Regions from separate parts of the Homo sapiens genome. Here region 1 is linked to region 2. A link is an interaction called in ENCODE POLR2A ChIA-PET data of the cell type or tissue named here. Cell type or tissue: GM12878. All regions are shown on one strand. Links, peaks and the distances in the headings refer to the core of each region. The heading gives the core; the rest is flanking DNA. Region 1 has its middle 100 kb from the start of MIR7706. Region 2 overlaps AKAP13 (A-kinase anchoring protein 13).

The links. ChIA-PET counts read pairs that join two places held together with the same protein. Peaks named below come from ENCODE experiments on the same cell type or tissue, not always from the same donor. Only the 100,000 strongest peaks of a DNase experiment are listed, where the experiment ranks them.
Region 1: POLR2A ChIA-PET joins it to region 2 with 6 read pairs; 2 of 35 experiments call an interaction of 5 or more read pairs at or near these places.

Annotation. Positions count from the first base shown.
Region 1 is chr15:85,277,139-85,282,524 of GRCh38, forward strand. No RefSeq gene overlaps it. Among named protein-coding and RNA genes, the nearest start is that of MIR7706, 100 kb to the right of the region's middle. In GM12878, for the core only: no CTCF peak of the experiment used is centred there; a DNase peak (open chromatin) is centred at 3,332.
Region 2 is chr15:85,526,105-85,531,490 of GRCh38, forward strand. All of the region lies in intron 3 of AKAP13 (A-kinase anchoring protein 13), which reads left to right. Among named protein-coding and RNA genes, the nearest start is that of AKAP13, 150 kb to the left of the region's middle. In GM12878, for the core only: no CTCF peak of the experiment used is centred there; no DNase peak of the experiment used is centred there.

The DNA.
Region 1 (5,386 bases), core at 218-5,217, 250 kb before region 2:
AGCCCTTACAGTGCTGCAAGGGAAAAAAACGGTTTCAGTGAGGTGGGTGTAAACTCTGTGTACACACATCACACCCTAGAAAGCCCACAGAAAAATACAGCCCAGGATAAATGTATAGACTAATTTCTAAACCCTCACAAGAAAGCGAAGGAAATGTAATTAATATAAAAATAATGTTTTATTAGTTATAAATCTAAAAAAATGGTACTCAATGAAGATAAAACTGAAAATATTCTCTGCTGATTATTAGACATCTATTAGAGATTACTGGACATCTATTAGAGATTATTAGAATACTATAGTATGCAGAATTCTAAGATGGGCCCCGTGATCTTCATGCATCACCCGTTATACCCTATACAATCCCCTTACCTTGAGAGTAGGCAAGACCTGACTTCTTTTCGTTGTTGCTGTTGTTGTTGTTGTCGTTGAGATGAAGTGTCACTTTGTCACACAGGCTGGAGTGCAGTGGCACGATCTTAGCTCGCTGTAGCCTCCACCTCCTAGGTTCAAGTGATTCTCTTGCCTCAGCCTTCCTAGTAGCTGGGATTACAGGTGGTGGGATTAGCCACCACGCCTGGGTAATTTTTTTGTGTTTTTAGTTGAGATGGGGGCTCACCATGTTGGCCGGGCTAGTCTCGAACTCCTGACCTCAAGTGATCCGCCCACCTCGGCCTCCCAAAGTGCTGGGATGGGAGACCTGACCTGTTTCTAACCAAAAGAATATAGCACAAGCGATGGGATGTCACTCCTGTGTTATGTTCTATATAAGATACTATCTTAGCAGACTGGAGAAGCCCTTGCTGGCTTTAAAGAAGCAAACTGCCATGTTGTAAGACAGTCTACAGATAAGCCAGGCAACAAGGAGCTTCAGGCAGTCCCTAGGTGAGAGCAGCTCCCAATTCAGAGCCAAAGGTCATCAAGGAAATAGACCTCAGTCCTACAGTTAAAGATGAATTCTGCCAGCCACGTTGAGGGAGCTTGGAAGTCAGTCTTTTTCCCCAGTTGGCCCTTTGATGAGACACACTGCAGCCCCAGCTGACACCTGGATTATAGCAATGTGAAACCCTAAGAAGAGGACCCAGCTAAACTGTGTGCAGCTGTGAGATATGTGTTATTTTTCAGCCTTTATGCTGTGGTATTTTGTTATACAACAATAAAAAAGCTAACGCAAATATCTATGGTAAAACTTTTTTATATTTTAATCAGTATCACTCAAAATGTTATCAATAAAGACTTTAGACCAGACACAGTAGCTCATGCCTGTAATCCCAGCACTTTGGGAGGCCAAAGCAGGAAGATTGCTTGAAGCCAGGAGTTCAAGACCAGCCTGGGCAACATGGCAAGACTCCTGTCTCTATAAAAACAGGCTGGGCGCAGTGGCTCACACCTGTAATGCTAGAAGTTTGGGAGGCCAAGGTGGGCGGATCACTTGAGTCCAGGAGTTTGAGACCAGCCTGGACAACACGGCAAGAACTTGTGTCTATAAAAATAGGTCAGGCATGGGCCAGGAGCGGTGGCTCACGCCTGTAATCTCCCAGCACTTTGGGAGGCTGAGGTGGGCGGATCACGAGGTCAGCAGATCGAGACCATCTTGGCTAACATGGCAAAACCCTGTCTCTACTAAAAATACAAAAAATTAGCCGGGCGTGATGGTGGGTGCCTGTAGTCCCAGCTACCTGGGAGGCTAGCAAGAGAATGGTGTGAGCCCAGGAGGCAGAGCTTGCAGTGAGCCAAGATCGTGCCACTGCACTCCAGCCTGGGTGACAGAGCGAGACTCCATCTCAAAAAAAAAAAAAAAAAAAAGTCCAGTCATGGTGGCCCACAGCAGTAATCCCAGCATTTTGGGAGGCCAAGAACAGCATGGGCAACATAGTGAAACCCTGTCTCTACAAAAAATACAAAAATTAGCCAGGTACGGCAGCGCGGCTGTAGTTCCAGCTACTTGGGAGGCTGAGGTGGGAGGATCACTTGAGGCTGGGAGGCAGAGGCTGCAGTGAGCCAACAAGATTGGGCCACAGCACTCCAGCCTCAGGGACAGAGCTAGACTTTGACTCCAAGTAAATAAATAAATAAATAATTAAAAACAAATTTTAATACTTTTTTTCTTTTAAAAAAATTTTTTGGGAACATAGTAGGTACATATTTTTATGGGGTACATGAGATATTTTGATACAGGCATGCAATGTGAAATAAGCAAATCATGGAGAATGGGGTATCCATCCCCTTAGGCATTTATCCTTTGAGTTACAAACAACCCAATCTCACTCTTTGAGTTATTTTAAAATGTACAATGTACTCCATGGAGCACTCAGTAGGTGTGAGTCACCCTATTTACCACATTATATGCACTTTTATTTTAATTTTCAGAAAAGCTTGATGAGTTAACTATTATTAACATGCCTAACTTTTATATGAGAAAAGTGAAGCTTAAAAAGTAGGTGGTTTGTCTAAGGTCACTCAACTCAAAATTAGTAGTGTCAGAACCAACTCTGAGATTTCATAGACAATTTTATACTGGGAGAAATGGTGTAGTGACTTCAGAAAGGATAGAATTCAATTGATATTATAAAGAGGCATAAAACATGTACATAGAGACATTTTACTATTTCATTTGAACATTGCATGTCAGAGGTAAATATCTGATCTTTGCTGTTGGTTACCCAGCAAATGACATCGATGGGACATGAGATTCTGGATACCACCCCACTTATTTAATCCTAAGGAAGCGAATAGGAAACAAAATACAGCAATGTCTTCTCAAAAACCCATTGTCATGAGAGGCCAACACAGACTCAAGAGCTAGGTAGCAGTGTCATGGTGACTTCTGTTAGACCGCAAATTTTTGTAGGTCAAGAGAGGTTGGATATTGGCAATTTCATAGTTTCCCACTTAATACAACTAGATCTTCTTATTGAAAGGTAACTGATATGGTTTGGATCTGTGTCCCCATCAAATCTCATGTTCAGTTATAATCCCCAATGTTGGAGGTGGGGGCTGGCAGGAGGTAATTGGATCATGGGGGCAGTTTCCCATGGTTTACCACCATCCCCTTTTGGTACCGCATAGTGAGTGAGTTCTCACGAGATCTGTTTATTTAAAAGTGTGTAGCATGCCCCCCACCTTCCTCTGGCTCTGGCCATGTAAAGGTATTTCTTTATAGCAGTGCAAGACAGACTAATACAGCAGCCTCAGCAAAGTGTGCAGAATGAAGGGGAAATGGAAAAAGAAACCAAGCTAGAACTTTTGTGGTGACACAGGCAAGGAAGAATGACTGTTTTCATAAAAGCAGCATTTACAAGTAGTGGTTGAGTAGGTTCCCGAATCATTTCCAAACTAAAACGTCAGATTACCAAGTGGACACGAGAGGCGAGAACGTGAGAATCACCAGGAAGAAGCTGGGGTTTGCAGTAAAAGACACTGAGAGCATTCCATGAGGTTTGACTTCTTCCAATGTCAAGAATTTTGAAAAAAGAAGGGTTTCTTTACATTTCTATAGACTTTATTCTATATGCCAGAATTGGGTCCACGCTAATTCAAAAAAATGCATTTCTGTTTTAAAAACAAATGCTCGGCCGGGTGCAGTGGCTCACGCCTGCAATCCTAGCACTTTGGGGGGCCGAGGCGGGCGGATTATGAGGTTAGGAGATGGAGACCATCCTGGCCAACATGGTGAAACCCCATCTCTACTAAAAATATAAAAATTAGCTGGGTGTGGTGGCCCGTGCCTGTAACCCCAGCTACTCAGGAGGCTGAGGCAGGAGAATCGCTTGAACCAGGGAGTCAGAGGTTGCAGTGAGCCGAGATTGCACCACTGCACTCCAGCTTGGCGACAGAGAGAGACTCCGTCTCAAAAAAACAAAAAAAGAAAACCAATGCTCAAAAACCAAGTGACAAAACCTAGACTGCCCATGTTGCAAAATGGAACTTAGCACGTCTGGTGAGGAAGGTGGTGAGATGAGAACTGCCCGCCATGCACACTAACTGTCCCCCATCCCATCAGTGTGGGGTGCAGTTCCACTGCTCTGCAGACACTGAGCTAGCACTTACCAGGAGGCAGGCTCAGGGCTGGGTGTGCAGCTGAAGAACACACTGCCGCCCCCTCCCCCGGCCCTCCTAGGAGAGGAGGCGGTCAGTTCAATGGGAATCTACAGTAAGAACCACAGAGGTTGTAACAGGGAAGTAAAGGCCAAGGCTGCAGGAGAAGAGTAAAGGGCTCTTATCTTATCTAGTGTGTTTTGATGTCCCCATACACACACACACACACACACGTGCACACAGAGGCACATACACACATGGACACCCACATACATATGCACACACACACCCATACCCAGCAACGCATATGCAAATGCAGATATGCACACATGTACACACTCACATCCACACCCACTCACATCCACACACATGCACACATGCACACAATTCATATCTGCACACACACAAATGCATGTGCACGTGTGTATGCACACACAATCACTGCCACATACACGTACCAACCCTGTGCATACCTAGGCACACAGGACCACCCCCAAGCTCACTCCTTCTCACTGGGAACCTTCTTACTACTATTGAGACTCTGAGAGTTAATACTGAGTGTCAACTTGATTGGATTGAAGGATGGAAAGTATTGATCGTGGATCGTGGGTGTGTTTGTGAGGGTGTTGCCAAAGGAGATTAACATCTGAGTCAGTGGGCTGGGAAGGCAGATCCACCCTTAATCTGGACGGCCACAATCTAATCAGCTGCCAGTGAATATAAAGCAGGCAGAAAAACATGAAAAGGTTAGATGGGCCTAGCCTCTCAGCCTACATCTTTCTCCCATGCTGGATGCCTCCTGCCCTCAAACATCGGACTCCAAGTTTTTCAGTTTTGGAACTCGGACTGGCTCCCCTTGCTCCTCAGCCTAGACAGCCTATTCCGCGACCTTGTGATCATGTGAGTTAATACTTAAGAAACTCCCCTATATATATGTGTGTATACATATATACATACGTATATATACGTATGTATATACGTATATATATGTGTGTGTGTGTATATATATTCCATTAATTCTGTCCCTCTAGAGAACCCTGACTAATACAAACTCAAAGAATGTTTTTTCCTGTCAGCCTTCCTTGGCCCCCCTGACATAAACAATTGTAGCTAAACTTCTCCATCCTTGCTGCATGCCTGGGATGTTTACAACTTTGCTCCCTGTTTCCTCTTTTATCCTGATGATTTTATTAACAGTTATGAATAGCATTTCACATGAATGGCAGCTTCCGGCGAAGGGTCTGCAACTCTGAGGCTATGAGTCCTGTAAATGAGTGAATTTCTTACTTTATCACTGACATAATTTTATACTGTGCTTTTCAAATGCATTTAGGTCAAGGAAAGCTTT
Region 2 (5,386 bases), core at 130-5,129:
GGGAGGGTACTTTATAAAGTAGATTTGTCATTAAAAAAGAATAATACATTTACCTGATCAGAAGTTCTTTTGGGTTTAAAGAAAAAAATTGCAGCCCAGATTGCAACAAATGGTCTGAGTTATAATATGTTATGTCTTTCTTTTTCTTTCTCTCTTTTTTTTTGTTTTGTTTTGAGACAGAGTCTCACTCTTTTGTCCAGGCTGAAGTGCAGTGGCACAATCACAGATCATTGCAGGCTTGACTTCCCAGGCTGAAGTTATTCTTATACCTCAGCCTCCCAAGTAGCACTCACCATCGTAAGTGGCACGTGTGTGTGTCCATCATAAGTGGCTGGCACGTGTGTGTGTGTGTAGATGGTGTCTCCCTGTGTTGCCCAAGCTGGTCTCAAACTTCTGGTCTAAGTGATCCTTCTGCCTCCACCTAGCAAAGTGTTGGGATTACAGGCGTGACCCACCATACCTGGCCTCTTTCATTTCTCGTCAACCAAGAATTACTTTCTAGCAGCAGGTGTCCAGTATTACCAAATGGAATAGCATATTTGAAAAGAAGTTGTAGACTTTTAATTTAATGGGCTTCATTAGAGAATTCTGACACCCCCCATCCCCCAGCCTGGCCCTGCCCCTGGCAACGCCTGTCAAGGTAATCAGTTATTTTTATTGGACTTTTTCTAACAGTCTCCCTATTCTGAAATACTCTCAAGCTATCTCTAGACAGATGAGATTTTATATTCTAGAAAACTTAAATTACTGTCCTAATGCTAGTTAGTACATATAGTGGTTATACTGGAAAAACAGAGTGAGAACTAGTTGAAGAGGAAAAAAATCTGTTGTCTACTGTCCTTAGTTGTAATTTTTTTTTTTTTTTTTTGAGAGGGTGTCTCGCTCTGTCGCCCAGGCTGGAGTGCAGTGGCGCGATCTCTGCTCACTGCAAGCTCCGCCTCCTGGGTTCAGGCCATTCTCCTGCCTCAGCCTCCCGAGTTCCCGAGTAGCTGGGACTACAGGCGCCCGCCACCACGCCCGGCTAAGTTTTTGTGTTTTTTAGTAGAGACGGGGTTTCACCGTGTTAGCCAGGATGGTCTTGATCTCCTGACCTCGTGATCCGCCCGCCTTGGCCTCCCACAGTGCTGGGATTACAAGCGTGAGCCACCGCACCCGGCCCTGTTGTAATGTTAGGAGGAAATTATATATTTCATAACTTTGGAACCATGAACACAGCACTGGAATCCTAGGGCATACAATATTAAGGGAGTGATATCCTCCCAAGGGGGTGAAAATTGCCTTTTGGGACCAAAAAAAACTTACAGTGATATATAAAACACAGTTACACAAATTTGTGGTATATCTGTGGTATTAAAGTTTCATGAAGTGAGGAGTGAGTAGAGAATAATGTCTGAAAAGGCTCTTTGGGATATGATAATGGAAGAAAAGGCTGAGAAACACTGCCTTAGAGGTGTGGGCTGGAATATAGCGGAGCACATTTTTAGCATTAAATCTCTCCTTCCTCCTCTAAAATGCTCATGGTGAAATTCCTGTGCCTACTCTTTGTTCTCTTCTGATTAAATACTCCTGTACACATAGAGACATTTTACACATATACCAAATTTGCACACTACTATTAGGTCCCCAAAACCCAGCAGTGGGTGTATACTTCTGCACATAATCCTATTTCCTATTAGAGTCTGAATCTGAAGACTGAAAATTTGTTTCCTTTAACCCTATCATAGACACTTCATAAGGAAGAAAAAGACACCAGATTTTTAGAGACTTTGATGCGAAACTGAAGTAATAAAGATATTATTTTTATATTTTCCATCATTTTTTCTCTTAGAAGGTGACATCTGTGTGGGACTGGGCTTGGCTGGCCCAGCAAACACTTTTAGGGTTTCTTTTTGGATAGCTGATGAAACAAAGTTCCTATTGTTTCATCCTCAAAAGAGAGGGCCCAGATGGGATGCATTCCACTTTTAGCTTAATAGGAAATGAAGTAATTCTTGGGCTGTGCTTCAGCAGTTTTGTTTATCAGTAGCAATATTTCGTTTCCATGGGTGCGGTGCTCCATATAGTGAGAAGGAGCCTGCAGGAGAGCTCTCCCAACCTCGCACACACACACCTCCTGACCTGCCAGCATAAAAAAGGTGCAGATTAGGTGATTTTAAGAGGGTCATCAGTAGTTAAGTTTTTGTTTCTCACCTAGGTGCTCCTTGTGTTTTTGTTTATTCTTTCCCTCCTCACTTAATTTTTTTAGTTCTATAGTGCCAATGGCAAGCTTTGTTGGGCCATGCTGGAGAAGCTCTTTGTAGAGTATTAGGGATCTGTTTTCCTTGAGTTTCCTAAACAGAAGCATTTTAATAGCTAATAATAAAAACTACCAGTTTTAGTTGCCCATTTTATGCCAGATACTTTGTGCACAGCTCTAATGTTTTTAACAATCCGTAAGGTTGATGGTGTTCTCATTTTGTGTACAAGGAAAACAGGCTTCAAGGTTGAATGACTTTCTCAGGATAACCAAATCTGTTGCAGTGGAGCTGGAGTTCAAACCTAATATTTTCTACTTGACAGCTAATTGCCAGCATACTTGATGAGGATCCCTACAGTTTACTCAGCTGGGAGCAGACTTCTCCCACCCCATAATTTATATTTGTCTTGTAAGTGGACTTGATAGTGTGAGAAGTTCAGAAATTAATTCCTAATTTAAAATACGGAATTAAAGTTTGGGCTGTGTTTCTTCCAATAGTTTCTCTCTCTCCTTCCCCTCTCTAAATCCTCTAGAGTAGCTGCCTTCATAAGTTCAGTAAAATTTTCAGAACTTCCCTTTTTAAAAAAAGATTGGGATTTTTATTTTCCTTTCTTGTTACCAGGAAATTTAATCAAAGGAAAAACACCATGGAACTAACTGAAAATCCTGCTATTGTTCTTCCTACTGCAGCTTCTGTTTTTATGCAGAAAGTTAGATTGTGGTTATTATATCAAATTGGATACAGTTTCTCATCCCCATGTCTTTGCAGTGTAATTGTAGACATTGTTAATAACCCTGCAGTTGGCCAGGCACGGTGTAAGGTGTAATCCCAGCATTTTGGGAGGCCTAGGCGGGCGGATTACGAGGTCAGGAGGTCGAGACCATCCTGGCTAATGCAATGAAACCCCATCTCTACAAGAATACAAAAAAATTAGCGGGGCATGGTGGCGGGTGCCTGTAGTCCCAGCTACTCAGGAGGCTGAGGCAGAAGAATGGTGTGAACCCGGGACGCAGAGCTTGCAGTGAGCCGAGATCGTGCCACTGCACTCCAGCCTGGGAGACAGAGCGAGACTCCGTCTCAAAATAAATAAATAAATAAAATAACCCTGCAGTCTTTATGTACAAAGGTAGTCATATGACTAATGACCCTGTTGCAAATAGTCATGTCTCTAGCGCTAATTTATGATAGTAAGAGGTTTGGTGTAGGCATACGCGGTGTAAAATTATTGAGTCTGTATTATGTAACTTTTTAAAAAATGCTGATTTACCCCCCAGGTGCTTTATCAGAAAGGTTATAGGAATTAAAAAATAATCTTGAGAGCCACTTGAACCTAATGGAAAACATTAATGTGAGAGAGTAGGCCTGCCAAACTGGTGTGGTTGATTTCCGGACAGTAGGGTGAGGTACTTTATTCTTGATCAGTAGTAACGCTTCCAATGTACTCTTAAGTTTAATAAAGACTAATCCAGGAAACCCTGAGTTCCCCACTCATCTTTTAACCCTCAGGTTTTCTTTTGAAAAAGAAGCCTCTAATCGTACCAAACAAATTCCAGATTTATGGCATATTTTACTTATGATGATTCATAGTTTCTTCTTCAGATTTTGAATTCGTGTCTGAAGGGAAAATATTGGATTAACAATTGGACAGTTTCTCAGGTATCTCTTTCATGGCTATTTCTGACATTCTGCCTTCTCGGTTATACAGTTTGATTTTAGTTATACACAGAGCTGACAGTAGCTCACACATCCATCCATTCACCTGCTAACAAACTCTGCTAATGCAGCAGAAAGAGATAAGCATACTGTTGTTGCCAAGCACAACCCCCGCGCCCCAACACACACCCATCCCGCGTTGTTCTGTTTCTCTCCCTGTCGTTCGCCCTCATCCCATTCTGCCTGAGTAAACAGTCATTTTAGCAATTCGGGACAAATTTCTGTGCTGATACTTACTTTGGCACTTCACAGTTTTGGGTAAGGTAGCATTGCTTCACCATGGCTCTTTGCTGTGTGAATGGTGTTTACTTTTAGTGGTATTGTGACTCCCTTTCTGATTCAAGGGTTCAGGTTTCTCATCTTTGCATAGGCCTGAGGAAGGAGATCAATAAGAAAGGAAAAGGACTGGTTAAATGGATAGGGCTGTGGATATTCTGTTTTACATAGTGTAATCTCTCTTCTAAGGCACTGTAAATTTAAGGTTTGAAGGCATAATTCAATTTGGATCTCAGATTACTTGCATCATCATCATCATTGAATTGTGAAATTTTGACATTTATTGACATTTATTCATATCTACCTCAAAGGACTTTCAGAAGTTTACAGATTAGCTTAATTTTGGATAAATGGGACAATGCTATATATTGATTCTGTTGACGAACCACAGCATTTCTTCTTTAAAGCAGTTCTCCTGACTGACATACGTATCACTCCATCCATCCATCGTTCATCATCCATCCACCATCAGTTTATTTGGAAATTAAGTGAGGCTATATATGGTGTTTTGGGTGATAATAATAAAGAATTTAGGAGGCCCCTTCTAGATTTTATTTATTTATTTAGAGACAGGGTCTCTGTCTCCCAGGCTAGAGTCCAGTGGCATGATCTTGGCTCATGGCAACCTCTGCCTCCCAGGTTCAAGTGATTCTCCTGCCTCAGCCTCCCTAGTAGCTGGGACTACAGATGCCCGGCTAATTTTTATTTTTAGTACAGACAGAGTCTTGCCATGTTCGCCAGGCTGGTCTCGAACTCCTGGCCTCAAGTGATCTGCCTGCCTCGGCCTCCCAAAGTGCTGGGATTACAGCATGAGTCATCGCGCCTGGCCTAAGTCCTTCTTAATTGCCATCTCCTTTGTGAAATCTTCCTGCTTTTGCCCACATATGGAATGCACCACTCCTCTCCCCAGATTGCACTGTATTTAGATATTTAGGTATTTTAGATAGGAAAGTTCTTGTAGAACTCCTCTCATTTTGACTTCATTGCAGTTATCTGCAACTTGATTCTCTGTTATGAACCGTAAATCTCTGGGGAGTTGAGACTCCTTACTTTACTCATCTTCACCTTCTGATCATAGTGCCTGGACTTGATGGATGTCTAGCTTTTAGCTCTTGAACAAAACTGAGTCAGATGTTAGAGAATATTTTAAAAGAAACATT